Regions from separate parts of the Homo sapiens genome. Here region 2 is linked to region 1. Evidence: chromatin contacts called from ENCODE Hi-C or POLR2A ChIA-PET data. All regions are on one chromosome and are shown on one strand. Each heading gives the region's core, a stretch centred on a gene start or an enhancer-like site at or near the end of the contact. The rest is flanking DNA. Distances are from core to core; before and after follow the strand shown.

Evidence for each region. Hi-C counts contacts between places; a loop is a spot of excess contacts on that map. ChIA-PET counts read pairs that join two places held with the same protein, here RNA polymerase II (POLR2A). Pooled maps may share reads with other maps.
Region 2: a loop to region 1 is called in a pooled map, with 2.1 times the contacts of the local background. The contact joins the promoter of PGS1 here to the enhancer-like site in region 1. A Hi-C loop is called at or near these places in 2 of 50 pooled maps. POLR2A ChIA-PET finds 5 or more read pairs at or near these places in 3 of 52 experiments (GM10248, activated B cell and activated naive CD4-positive, alpha-beta T cell).

Annotation. Positions count from the first base shown.
Region 1 is chr17:76,512,393-76,519,105 of GRCh38, reverse strand. No RefSeq gene overlaps it. Among named protein-coding and RNA genes, the nearest start is that of RHBDF2, 14 kb to the right of the region's middle. RefSeq lists an enhancer at 5,675-6,277. Within about 2 kb of position 3,670, at least 29 of the 41 ENCODE cell types and tissues checked have a DNase peak (open chromatin) inside an H3K27ac peak, as active enhancers do.
Region 2 is chr17:78,375,731-78,382,443 of GRCh38, reverse strand. It overlaps PGS1 (phosphatidylglycerophosphate synthase 1), which reads right to left and starts at 3,795. Exons shown (of 10, transcript NM_024419.5): 1 at 3,636-3,795. The coding sequence starts at 3,778. RefSeq lists a silencer at 3,510-3,749 and an enhancer at 2,945-3,906.

The DNA of each region.
Region 1 (6,713 bases), core at 2,421-4,920:
TGGGCAGCTGTGTGGGCACTCTGCTTAGGTCCAGAGCAGTGAGGACAGATGGCAGGGTGGTTCCCAGGACCGTGACCTGGCTGATTCAGAGACTGGAGGGGAGAGGTCTGGGTGGGAAGTATGGGTAAACGATGGTGGTCAGGGAGAGATAGGAGGCTGAGGTGCAGGAGGACATGGGGTCAGGAGAGGGAGATGACAGCCCCTCTGTGTGGCCTGATCCCTGACAGAGAGAGAGAGAGAGATGGCAATGCAGGGGGCCAGGAGGCGGGGGCAAGACTGCTGGAGGGAAGTCCTCAAAAAAGAAAAGGAGGGGATATTGACCGGGTGTGATGGCTCACACCTGTAATCCCAGCACTTTGGGAGGCCAAGGTGGGAAGGTCGAGAGGTCAGGAGTTCGAGACCAGCCTGGCCAATATGGTGAAACCTACTCTCTACTAAAAATACAAAAAATTAGCCGGGCGTAGTGGTGGGTGCCTGTAATCCCAGCTACTCAGGAGGCTGAGGCAGGAGAATCACTTGAACCGGGGAGGTGGAGGTTGCAGTGAGCTGAGATGGCACCATTGTTCTCCAGCCTCTGTGACACAGCAAGACTCCATCTCAAAAAAAAAAAAAAAAAAAAGAGGGGATGTCTTCATCCATCTGAGCTTCCCTAACAATGTTCCATAAACCAGGTGCCTGGACTGCTTATAAACAATAGAAGTGTATTTCATATGGTTCTGGAGGCTGGAAGGTCCAAGACCAAGGAGGCTTCTAGTCGGTGTCTGGTGAGGACCCACTTGCTTGTCCACAGAGGGCACCTTCTTACTCTCCTCACCTGGTGGAAGGGCAAGGGTCTCTCTGAGAGGGCCTCTTTTGTAAGGGCACTAATCCCATTCATGAGGACACCCTAATGACCTAACTCCCTTCCAAAGATCCCACCTCCTAACACCATCACCTGGGGGTTAATTGCAACATGTGAATTTCTGGGGGACACAGACTTCAGACTCTAGCAGGGGGATGACCTTAAAGGGCCTGCCTGGGAAGGGGGAGGTGGGCTCTGCCACAGCTGGAAGACATGCAACAAGGGACGAGGGACGATGGTGGCCACCCCAGCTGGTGCTTCTCAATGCTGTGAGACAGCTCCTGACCTGAGAGGCCGGGGCTGTGGGGTACCTGGGGAGGTCTGAGGAGAGAAGGGCACACCAGCAGTCCAAGAGCAGGCAGCACTGGGTTTGCTGTGGACAGTGTTGGACTGGCCAGGGAATGGCATGTGATTACTGAGCCGTGCACCATGAACTGGAAGCAAGAGCAGCCCCTGCCGGGTGACTTTCTCCTTCAGAGCACAGAAAGTTCCTGCAAGACCGGGGTGTCCTGAATTACTGGGCCTCACAAGGTGGGTGAGTGCATAGGTCACGTGGGTGGGATGATACGCTCACCGCCCACAGCGCCATCCAGCTACTATGAGTGCACCAGTCTCCTTGCCCGACTTCAGTGGCCATTCCTCTGGGGGAAAACAGGCCCAATCCCAAACAGGGACCTGAAGGACCCACGCCCATCCCTGCCTCCCCTGAGCCTTTTCTGTAGTAGGGGTAGGAGGGGTGGGGGTGGGGGGGAGATAAGTGAGTCTTTGACTTTGTCTAAGTCCAAAAACAGAAAGTAAATACTGTTCATTGTCCAAAACAATAACAGTAATTTTCTGTTTAAAAAATTTTTCTTTTACAAAAATTAGCTGGGCATGGTAGTGTGCACCGGTAGTCTCAGCTACTCAGGAGGCTGAGGTGGGAGGATCTCCTGAGCCCAAGAGGTCGAGGCTACAGTGAGTCATGATCGTGCCACTCTACTCCAGCCTGGGTGACAGAGCAAGACCCCATCTTAAAAAAAAAAAAAAAATTAAACACTGCTGTCCAGCTTGGGCGACACAGAGAGACCCCATCTTAAAAAAACAAAAAACAAACAAACAAACAAACAAAAACCTTTTTTTTTCCTGAGACAGAGTCTGGCTCTGTAGCCTAGGCTGGAGTACAGTGGCACAATTTAGGCTCACTGCAACCTCCGCCTCCCAGGTTCAAGCGATTCTCCTGCCTCAGCCTCCCGAGTAGCTGGGATTACAGGCACCAGCCACCACGCCCGGCTAATTTTTGTATTTTTAGTAGAGATGGGGTTTCACCATGTTGGCCAGGCTGTTCTCGAACTCCTGACCTTGTGATCTGCCCGACTTAACTTCCCGAAGTGCTGGGATTACAGGCATAAGCCAGCGCGCCTGGCCAAAAAATTCTTTAACAAAGTTTTTTTTTTTTGTTTTTGTTTTTGTTTTAGAGACAGGTTCTCACTCTGTCGCCCAGGCTGGAGTGCAGTGGTGCAATCAGAGCTCACTGCAGCCTTGACCTCCAGGGCTCAGCCATCCTCCCACCTCAGCCTCCTGAGTAGCTGAGACTACAGGTGTACATACACCACGGTACCTGGCCTTATACATAGTTTTTGAAGTAGCATTCCTGGGGATTCTATATGATTACAAAGGCAATATGTATAAGATGACAGCGAGAGTGAAAAAAAGAAAATTTAAAAAAAAAACAACAGACCAGGTGCAGTGGCTCACGCCTGTAATCCCAGCACTTTGGGAGGCCGAGGCGGGCGGATCACCTGAGGTCGGGGGTTCGAGACCAGCCTGGCCAATATGGTGAAACCCTGTCTCTACTAAAAATACAAAAATTAGCTGGGTATGGTGGCAAGTGGCTATAGTCCCAGCTACTCGGGAGGCTGAGGCAGGAGAATCGCTTGAACCCAGGAGGCGGAGGTTGCAGTGAGCCGAGATCGCACCATGCACTCCGGCCTGGGTAACAGAGCGAGACTCCGTCTCAAACAACAACAACAAAAACAAAAACAAAAACAAAGGCAGCCGGGTGCGGTGGCTCAGGCCTGTAATCCCAGCACTTCAGGAGGGCAAGGCGGGCGGATCACAAGGTCAGGAGTTCGAGACCAGCCTGGACAACATGGTGAAACCCCATCTCTACTAAAAATACAAAAATTAGCTGGGCGTGGTGGCAGGCGCCAGTAATCCCAGCTACTCAGGAGACTGAGGTAGGAGAATTACTTAAAAACCCAGGGGCGAAGGTTGCAGTGAGCCGAGATCACACCACTGCACTCCAGCCTGGGTCACAGAGCAAGACTCTGTCTCGAAAAAAAAAAAAAAAACATTGCAGGAAATTTGAGGGGGAAAGAAAAGCACAAAGGGAGGTGTCCAGGAAGTGGTTGGAGAGTCTGGTCTGAAGCAGGACAGAAGTCAGGGCTGTGACAATAAAAGTCCCCTGTGGTCCCTCCACCCGAGAGTCACTGTGAGTGTTTTGCTGTAAATACTGGCAGTGGTTTTCCTGTGCACACGCACATTTTACGCGGCACACGCACATGACATTTTATGTTACGCCAGGATCTTAGCATGCATATGGGTTTTAGTGAAGAAGCCTCCAGCAGTTTCGCAAGTGAGTGGGTTTCGGTTCAGGTCACACAGGGATGATAGTAGCAGTTGACTCAGTGGCAGCGTATGTGGGTCTGACAAGTTCCCAAGGCTTTCTGGCTGGTCCCCAGTTTAGTGTGAAATGAGCCAGGAAAGAAAGCCATCGTCTCGCCCGGCGACTGCAAAGCCTCCTCCCAGTCGTCGGCCTCCGCTCTGCCCTCCCACGTTGTGGTCTCCACTCAGGGCCCAGGAAATGCTTTTATCGTGTGAATCAGATCGCGTGGACTCCTCCCTGGCCCATCAAAACCCTGCCCTAGCTTACTGAAGTCACAGCCAAACAGAAAGCAGAGTCCTGGCCTGGCTCCCCAGCCCGCCTGATTTGGCCCGGGCCATCTTTCCAGGCTCATTTCTCCCCCGGCTCCCCTTCTCGCCTTCTTTTTGTGTGTGTGTGTGTGAGACAGAGTCTCACTCTATAGCCCAGGCTGGTGTGCAGTGGCATGATCTCAGCTCACTGCACTCTGCCTCCCAGGTTCAAGTGATTCTCCTGCCTCAGCCTCCTGAGTAGCTGGGACTACAGGGCGAGCCACCACACCCAGCTAATTTTTGTATTTATAGTAGAAACGGGGTTTCACCATGTTGGTCAGGCTGGTCTTGAACTCCTGACCTCCAGTGATCCACCCACCTCAGCCTCCCAAAATGCTGGGATTACAGGTGTGAGCCACCGCGCCCGGCCATCTCTCTCTCTTTTTTTTTTTTTTTTTTTTTTGAGACAGAGTCTTGCTCTGCCACCCAGGCTGGTGTGCAGTGGTACGATCTTGGCTCATTGCAACCTCCACCTCCCAGGCTCAAGCAATTCTCCTGCCTCAGCTGCCCAAGTAGCTGGGATTACAGGCACCCGCCACCATGCCCAGCTAATTTTTGTATTTTCAGTAGAGACGGGGTTTCACTGTGTTGGCCAGGCTGGTCTTGAACTCCTGACCTCAAGTGATCCACCCACCTTGGGCTCCCAAAGTGCTGGGATTACAGATGTGAGCCACCACTCCCAGCAACAGTAGCTCTTAAAATCAAAATTAGCCGGGTACAGTGGCTCACACGCATAGCCCCAGCTACTTGGGAGGCCGAGGTGGGAGGATCACTTGAACTCAGGAATTTGAGACCAGCCTGGGCAACATAGCAAGACTCTCTCTCAAAAAACAAAACAAACAACAACAAAAAATACCTCCCCCCTCCCCAAATCCATGATGAAGAAAATGCCAAAATTTTAAATACAATGAGGATCCCTTTTCCCGGTCCCTCTATCCTCACTGTCCGGCCCTCCTGCCCACAACCCACACTTGGGAAATATGGCTGAATGAATTAGAAGAGCAGGGGAAGAAACTGAACATTAGTCGGGCAGAGGCAAAGAGCAAGAAGCAAGTGGGGTGGCTCACAGAGACAGCTCGATGAGACCTCCTACCTGGGGGCCAGGCTGGGGTGCTGAGGAGCCCCCTTCCCCTGCCTGGCTAGCAGGTCCTGGAAGCAGTGAAGGAAGAGACCAGCTGGGAGCCCCATGACAGGGCAGGGACCTGGGGGTTCTGCCTCCAGGAGAGCCAGGAGTGCAGGCCAGAAAAGCCCGTTAGGGAAAGGGAATCACCCATGATGTTGGTTTCCCTGGCTGCTGTAACAAATGACCACGAACTCGGTGGCTTAAAACAGCAGAAATCGGCCGGGCGCAGTGGCTCACGACTGTAATCCCAGACTTTGGGTGGCTGAGGCAGGTGGATCACCTGATGTCAGGCGTTTGAGACCAGCCTGCCCAACATGGCAAAACCCCATCTCTACTAAAAATACAAAAATTAGCTGTGTGTGGTGATGGGTGCCTGTAATCTCAGCTACTTGGGAGGCTGAGGCAGGAGAATTGCTTGAACCCGAGAGGCAGAGGTTGCAGTGAGCTGAGATTATCCCACTGCACTGCAGCCTGGGCGACAGAGCAAGACTCCATCTCAAAAAAAAAAAAAAAAGCAAAAAACAAAAAACAGCAGAGATCGATTCTCTTAGGGTGCTGGAGGCCACAGGTCTCAAGTCAAGGTGGGGGCCGGGGCCACACTCCCTCTGAAGCCTCTGGGAAGGATCCTTCCTCACCTCTGTCAGCCTTTGGTGGCCCCAGGAGTTCTTGGGCCAGGCCAGCGTCACTCCAGCCTCTGCCTCTGCGGTCACGTGGCCTTCTCTCTGTGTTGCTCTTGTCTCAAGTCTCTCTCTGTGTTTCTCTTCTAAGGACACGTGTCACTGGATTTAGGGCTCACCCTAAATCTGGGATGATCTCATCTTGAGATCCTCAGCTTAGTGACATCTGCAACAACTCTTTTCCAAAAACTTCACATGCACAGGTTCCTGGGCCTCATATCTCTGGGGGCCACCATTTAGCCCACTACCCTAGTGGACCAGGAGGAAGGAGCCAGGGAAGAGGCAGGGATCTGCCGCCCAGAGTCCCTTCCTCCTCCTCCTCTTGAGCCCTTTGGGAGCTGGGCCCTTCTGATCTGGGTGCCAGAGCAGACAGGCAGGGCCTGCCAGAGGAAGCATCCATCCCCAAGGACGAAGAGCATAGTAAGCAAACATGTGAACAGCGGGGTGAGTTCAGATGAGCAAGGACGGGGTTCCTGAGGTAGGGAGGGTCTCTTCTAGACGGGCCTCATCTGTTCCCCTCCATCACCCTCAGAGATGCACCTCATGACCCCATCTTACAGCCAAAGAGCTGGGCTCATCAACAAGCCGCCCACGGCCACGGGGCAAGGCAGGAGCCACAGGCTGACCCCAAAGTCCCAGCCTCTCCCACAGTCCCCACCATTAGAGAGAAGCAGAGAGGACACAGCAGGACAGGAAGACATCGCCCTGGCCCGGGCTCCCCACGGCCTCCCCGGTGGTCTCCAAGGTCACCTCCTACAGTCCAGGCTCCATCCAGCAAAGCTCTCTTCAGGAAAATTGACCTCGTCGGCCCCTGCTCAAACCTTCCGATGGCCCCACACCAGCAGCAGCTAACGGGGAAGGATGATGAGGGTGGCGAGGGCAGCTGGGATCTGAGGCGGGAAGAGCACAGGGGTGTGATCTAGGGGGACCAGTGACCAGAGACTTTTGCTCCCAGCTTCTTACCCTGGAGTGACATCTGGGCCAAGGGAGAAAGGGAGGGCCCAGGCGTCGGTGGCAGCTCGGGAGGTGAGATGGGACCCAGCCTCTGCCTCTCCTACCCTCTGGGGGCCTTGGGAGAGAAGAGCTCCTTGGAAGAGCCTCTTCCATTTCTCCTTGGTGA
Region 2 (6,713 bases), core at 2,546-5,045, 1.9 Mb before region 1:
TGAAATGTACCAACATCCATGTGCCCCATCAAGACTGATTCTCACTCAGCCCTCTTTTCTGCTCCCACTGCCCCGACTTCATATAAAAGCCCCCACCATCTCAGGCTGAACCAGAATCAAAAGAAATCATACATGGAATCTCAGAACTTGTCTTCCTGGGTCTCTGGCCCAGACTGGCTTGCTCCTAGCTCCTCTTCTTCCCTCCCTCCATCCCCTACTCGGTACCCCTAGTCAGCTCCTGGAAATGGTTTCAGTATTGGTGGGACCTCAGAATTGCCTTTCGCTGCAGTCCATGTCACTATCACTTCTTGAACATCCACTCCCCCTCTTCTTCACCGAGCCTAACTACTCCGACCCCTCCTTCAAAACAGCTCTGAGCCACTGCACCAGGAAGCCTTCCATGACCTCTCCAAGGTACTGCCATGACCTTCTACCTACTTCTTGTAATTGTTTATGGGTCTGAGCGTCTTGGAGGTGGGGCTGTGTCTTTATCTTTGCTTCCTGAGTACCTAGCACAGCACAGCAGTGCTCAATACACACATGATGAATAAATTAACGGATCCAGCAGTTCCTAATGATAATGAGTCAGATGCTAGCTTAAGAGGAAATGACAGTGCTTCTAAATCATTAACAGAAGTAATTTTAAGTAGAGTTCTCTGTCTCTCTGGCTGTCTCTATGCCTGAAAGGAAACCGCGGCAGTAAAAGGAACGTCCCCTCACGAGGGTTCACTGGCCCTCCAACAGCTGACTCAGATCGACAAGCTAAAACCTAAAATAATTCAAGCTCATGACTGCACAGAACTATTATCAATGAATCAATGATCAGCGAGTTACAAGAAACCACATCATTCGGGGAATGAGAAATTGGGAGGTGCAACTGAATAATGGAGAAGAAAGCAAAGTCAGCAGCTAATAAAGGGTAAGCAGCCACAACAAACATGAATAACTCGAACACCAAGGCCACAACGAATCAGAAAAGAACTGCAAACCGAATAAGGCAAAGAAAGGCTCAGAAACCTACACTACCACTCAATACCGGTCAAAGCATTTATCCTCAGTCCTACCATAGGCATTATTTCCGAGGATTACAAAGCAAAAACTTCTGTCTTAATGCCCAAGAAACTGAGTTGCTGGTTGAACTGTTGTCCCAGAGAAACAATCATCTCTCTCAGCTTAATGAAGGATGAAGGCACACAAACTGCATCCACTCACACAATTTACAAAAAAAAGAGATTAGAAAGTCAATTTAGACTATCTCCACTGCCACACTGCCCCTCCCACCACCAAAAAACAAAAAAGTGGCTGGGCGCAGTGGCTCACACCTGTAATCCCAGCACTGTGGGAGGCCGAGGTGGGCAGGTTACAAGGTCAGGAGATCGAGGCCAGCCTGGCCAACATGGTGAAACCCTGTCTCTACTAAAGATACAAAAATTAGCCGGACGTGGTGGCATGTGTCTGTAGACCCAGCTACTCTGGAGGCTGAGGCAGGAGAATCACTTGAACCCACGAGGTAGAGGTTGCACTGAGCCGAGATCAGACCACTGCACTCCAGCCTGAGTGACAGAACAAGACTCTGTCTCAAAAAAAAAAAGAAAAAGAAAAAGAAAAAAAGCACACTCATGAGAGATTTCTTTTTTAAAATATTTGTGTCAACTGCCCCAACATCCTTTAGTAATCAATTCCAATGTTGAACAATGATTTATAATGAAGTGTTTTTCATATAGTTTAAACATATAGAGGGAAATGACAAAGTCACCTAAATCTTGTCTTCAAGGGTAGAACATTTTTTTGAAACTGTAAACCAAATCTCAGTGGTTTGATGCCAGGACGTAGAAGTCATCTGACTTCGTCACCCAGAGATGAGCAGGTCTTTTGTTAAACACTGAAAAAATGAAAATGCAAAAAATGCAGAGGCCATTTCTTTTACAGCCCCAGTCCTGCTGGGTTCACCAACGTGAAACCTAGCAGGTTTCCAAGAGCGCCATCCTGCCCTGATTCTATCACCTAAAAATTCCCCTAAATCAAACTTGAGTTTTCGATGAAAATCTTCCACCATAGATCACCATGAAGCAAGCTCTTTTCTGTACCTAGAATCAGTACACATGACTGGACCCCAGATCTCTGTACTAGATGTCTGACCCCAGGAGGTCAAATCTCACCCGAGGAGTACACGTACAGATAGAAAATCTAACACAATGCAACCTCAACTAAAGGAAGCAGTTCTAAGATTTTTTTTTTTAAAGATCAAGTGTAAGACTCAATTAAGAAACCTATTTGCAGCCGGGCACGGTGGCTCACGCCTGTAATCCCAGCACTTTGGGAGGCCGAGGCAGGTGGATCAACTGAGGCTGGGAGTTAGAGACCAGCCTGACCAACATGGAAAAACCCTGTCTCTACTAAAAATACAAAATTAGCCGGGTGTGGTGGCTTATGTCTGTAATCCCAGCTACTCGGGAGGCTGAGGCAGGAGAATCGCTTGAACCTGGAAGGTGGAGATTGAGGTGAGCCAAGATTGCGCCATTGCACTCCAGTCTGGGCAACGAGTGAAACTCCGTCTCAAAAAAAAAAGAAAAGAAAAGAAAACTATTTGCACACAAGAGAATTTTTTTTTTTTGAAACAGAGTTTTGCTCTTGTTGCCTAGGCTGGAGTGCAATGAGGCAATCTTGGCTCACTGCAAACTCCACCTCCTGGGTTCAAGCGATTCTCCTGCCTCAGGGTCAGCCTCCCAAGTAGCTGGGATTACAGCCATGCACCACCATGCCCAGCTAATTTTGTATTTTTAGTAGAGACGGTTTCACCATGTTGGTCAGGCTGGTCTTAAACTCCTGACCTCAGGTGATCCACCTGCCTCGGCCTCCCAAAGTGCTGGAATTACAGGCGTGAGCCACCACACCCGGCCAAGAATTATTTATCCCCTTTTTTTTAATATTAGCAAGCCTCAGGTCAGCATGTTCTTGGCAAATGTTTATTTTAAAAGACCACTGCCTGAACAAATTGCTCCAAAGCCTACTTCATCATTTACATAACTTCAGTACTTTTCCAGAACACAGGCCCTTTGAAATGTGTAAAAAGTGTTTCGAGTGGCTCCTCTTCCCATGCCTGAGTGTTACTAAGGATTGCTTCACAGCTTTTTCTGGCAGGATGTGAGAAACGCTCTATACACAAAATCCCAGCAACGGTGATTCACTCACAGCCAGGCTTACCTAAGGAAAAGACCCCTCTGAACTCTCCGACACTCACATCCTGGGGCCGAAACCATGATATAAACAGCCTCTGGAGCTTGACCGAAGCTCCCTGAACGCACACACAGTCCCTCTTTTAACGTGTAAGTGCACGGTGGCCGGGGCTCGCCAACAAGCACGGTGTAGACGGGGAGCAAGGACTGGCCGGGCTGCGCAGGAGGCCCGCCGGCTGGACCCGGCCGATAATGGAGCACGAGCCGCCCACCCTCCCTCAAGAAGGCCAGTGAAGAAGCACATAGGTCAGGCGCCGAGCCCCGGGAGGCAGAAATGGGCCCGGAAACCGGGGAGGGACTCGCTGCGGATGCCCAGGACGCTGGGGCCGGGAGTTTGAGCGCCGGGGGGCCGGGCTGCAGCCGCGAGGGCTGCACTCTCATCCCGGCCGCCCCTCTCACCTCCTGCGCTGGCGGTCCCGGTTCCTGCCGAGGCGGTCGGACAGGCGTCCCAGGAGCGCGGCCAGCCCTGGGCGGCCAGGCAGGAGGCCCAGCAGTCGCCTCCAGAACACGGGTCCCGCCGCAGCTGCCGCCGCCACCGCCATGGAGACTCGCCGCTTCCGCTTCCGCTCCCGGCGGGCGCGAACTTTATTGACAAAGGCGAGCGCGGACACGGCTCAGGCGCGCAGGCGCGGAACCCCTGGCTCGGGGAGGGCGGCGCTGCACCGCCCCCAAGCCTCAGTTTCCCCTCTGGGGGACACAGGCGAGGAACAGTGGTCGCGCCGCAGGAGGGGGTCGGAAGCCGGCCCGTTAAATCCGTAAGGGCGCCAGGTGGCCTGCATTCCTGCAGTCACTCGTCACAGGTCGCGGAGGAAAGGATGCGGCGCAGGGGCTCTAGCACCGTCACGCTTGGCTCCAACTCACCAGCTGTCAAAAAAGCTTTTGTTTGTTTGTTTTGAGACAGAGTCTCGGTCTGTGTCCCAGGCTGGAGTGCAGTGGCGCGATCTTGGCGCATTGCAGCCTCGACCTCCCGGCCTCAGGGGATCCTCTCAAAGTGCTGGGACCACTCCCAAAGTGCTGGGACCACCAAAGTGCGTGTGCCACCATGCCCGGCTAATTCTTTACTTTTTTGTCGAGATGGGGGTCTCACTACGTTGCCCAGGCCGGTCTCGAGCTCCTGGGCTCAAGAGATCATCCAGCCTCAGCCTCCCAAAGTGTTGCCATTACAGACATGAGCCACCGAGCCTGACCACTGGCTGTCAAGATTGACTCCTCGGCCGGCGCAGTGGCTCACGCCTGTAATCCCTGCACTCTGGGAGGCAGAGGCGGGTGGATCACCTGAAGTCAGGAGTTCGAGACCAGCCTGGCCAACCTGATGAAACCCCGTCTCTACTAAAAATGCAAAAAATTAGCTGGGCGCAGTGGCCCATGCCTGTAATCCCAAACTACTCAGGAGGCTGAGGCAGGATAATCGCTTGAACCCAGGAGGTGGAGGTTGCAGTGAGCCAAGATCGAACCACTGTACTCCAGCCTGGGCAACAAGAGCAAAACTCCGTCAAAAAAAAAAAAAAAAAAAAAAAAAAAGGACTTCTCACTGATAAGTGAGGGAATTACTGTTTGAGGCTCTAATTGATAGGGTGTTCTTTAGACTTGTACAACACCCCTAAGGTGTTAAACTTGAACAAAGTCTGTTCTTGTACAAAGTCTTGTAACCTGGTTAACGCTGACTCACTAAGGTGCACAGAACCACGGAAAATCCCCACCAGACTGAGAGAGGAATCATTTTTCACCCTGTTAGCCCCAGAGGCTGCAGCTCCATGGCACAGAACAGCCTAAGCAAATCTGTGTGAGATGAACAGTCTTCCACCCTCCTGATATGCCCAAGTACACAGATATCACTGGCCCCTGGCAACACACAGTTCTATGCCCAAAAAGCTGACGGAGCACATCCTCATACACCAAGAACACTTTTTTTTTTTTTTTTTTTTTGAGGCAGGGTTTCACTCTTGTCACCCAGGCTGGAGTGCAATGGCGCAATCTTGGCTCACTGCAACCTCTGCCTCCTGGGATCAAGAGATTTTCCTGTCTCAGCCTCCGGAATAGCTGGGATTACAGGCGTGCGCCACCACGCCTGGCTAATTTTTGTATTTTTAGTAGAGACAGGGTTTCACCGTGTTGGCCAGGCTGGTCTCAAACTCCTGACCTCAAGTGATCCACCCAACTCGGCCTTCCAAAGTGCTGGGATTACAGGCGTGAGCCACCGCGCCCGGCCCAAGAACACTTTTTGCAGCTAATTTTAAAATGGAAAACTTTGTGGCATTCTGAAAGGCAGGAGAGGTGATCTCTGATCTGTAATATGCAGCTCCCTGGCTGACCCACATAGGCTGGGACCTGGAAACTGGAAAAGCTGTAGGACATAATCATAGTCTGCCGTGTTGTGAGGTTAAAATGATATGGACACGTGGGCCGGGCGCAGTGGCTCACACCTGTAATCCCAGCACTTTGGGAGGCCGAGGCGGGCGGATCATCTGAGGTCGGGAGTTCGAGACCAGCCTCACCAACATGGAGAAACCCTGTCTCTACTAAAAATACAAAATTAGACGGGCATGGTGGCACATGCCTGTAATCCTAGCTACTCAGGAAGGCTGAGGCAGGAGAATCGCTTGAACCCGGGAGGCGGAGGTTGCAGTGAGTCGAGATCGCGCCATTGCACTCCAGCCTGGGCAACAAGAGCGAAACTCAGTCTCAAAAAAAAAAGATATGGACACACTGAAAAAAACACTCCAAAGTCCACTTCCACAGATTATGCAGGGAAATCAACTACACATTCCCACAAGAATGTTCATCTCAGCCTTGTTCATGATATCGGAAGTGTGGAAGCAAATCTTCAGGGTAGGGGGGTTGGTTAAATAATGATACATCGGTATGTTGGAAGACCACACAATCATAAAAATAACATGTTCTGGAAGAATATTTAATGACATTAAGTGTAAAAGCCAAATTACCAAGGAGTAGCGTAGAGACCATCTCATTTCATTAAAGGAGAGGAAGAAAGAGGAAATGCGTGTATGTACACAGAAAGACTGAAAGTAAATACCCCCAAATGTTAATGTTGGTTATTTGGTGCCATTAAGGAGTTTCCAAATTGTTGACAATCAACAAGTATTTCAGATTGGCTTAAAGTTTTCTTTTGCGTTTAGATAGCTTTACTAATACTACATGGAATTTGATTCAACCCTTCCAAGTTAGAAATGGTGAATCATCAAATTTCCTAACTTCCAGTAACTAGAATGAGGCCATCCATTGCATGGTTCCACTTTTGCACTGTTCCTGGCCCACGGTTGTTGCAGAGTAAACACTTGCTGTATGGCTACACCGTCATGCTCAGCGGTGAGCGCCACATGGGCTATGGGAGCCTGGTTATCATCCTAGAAGGAGCTGGCAGCTTTTCTGCATGGGTGCTTTGCTGTGCGAGGTACTGAGACAAACAGCCATGGTACAGGCTCACTGGGAATTCCCAACCTTAAAGAAATGCTAGCA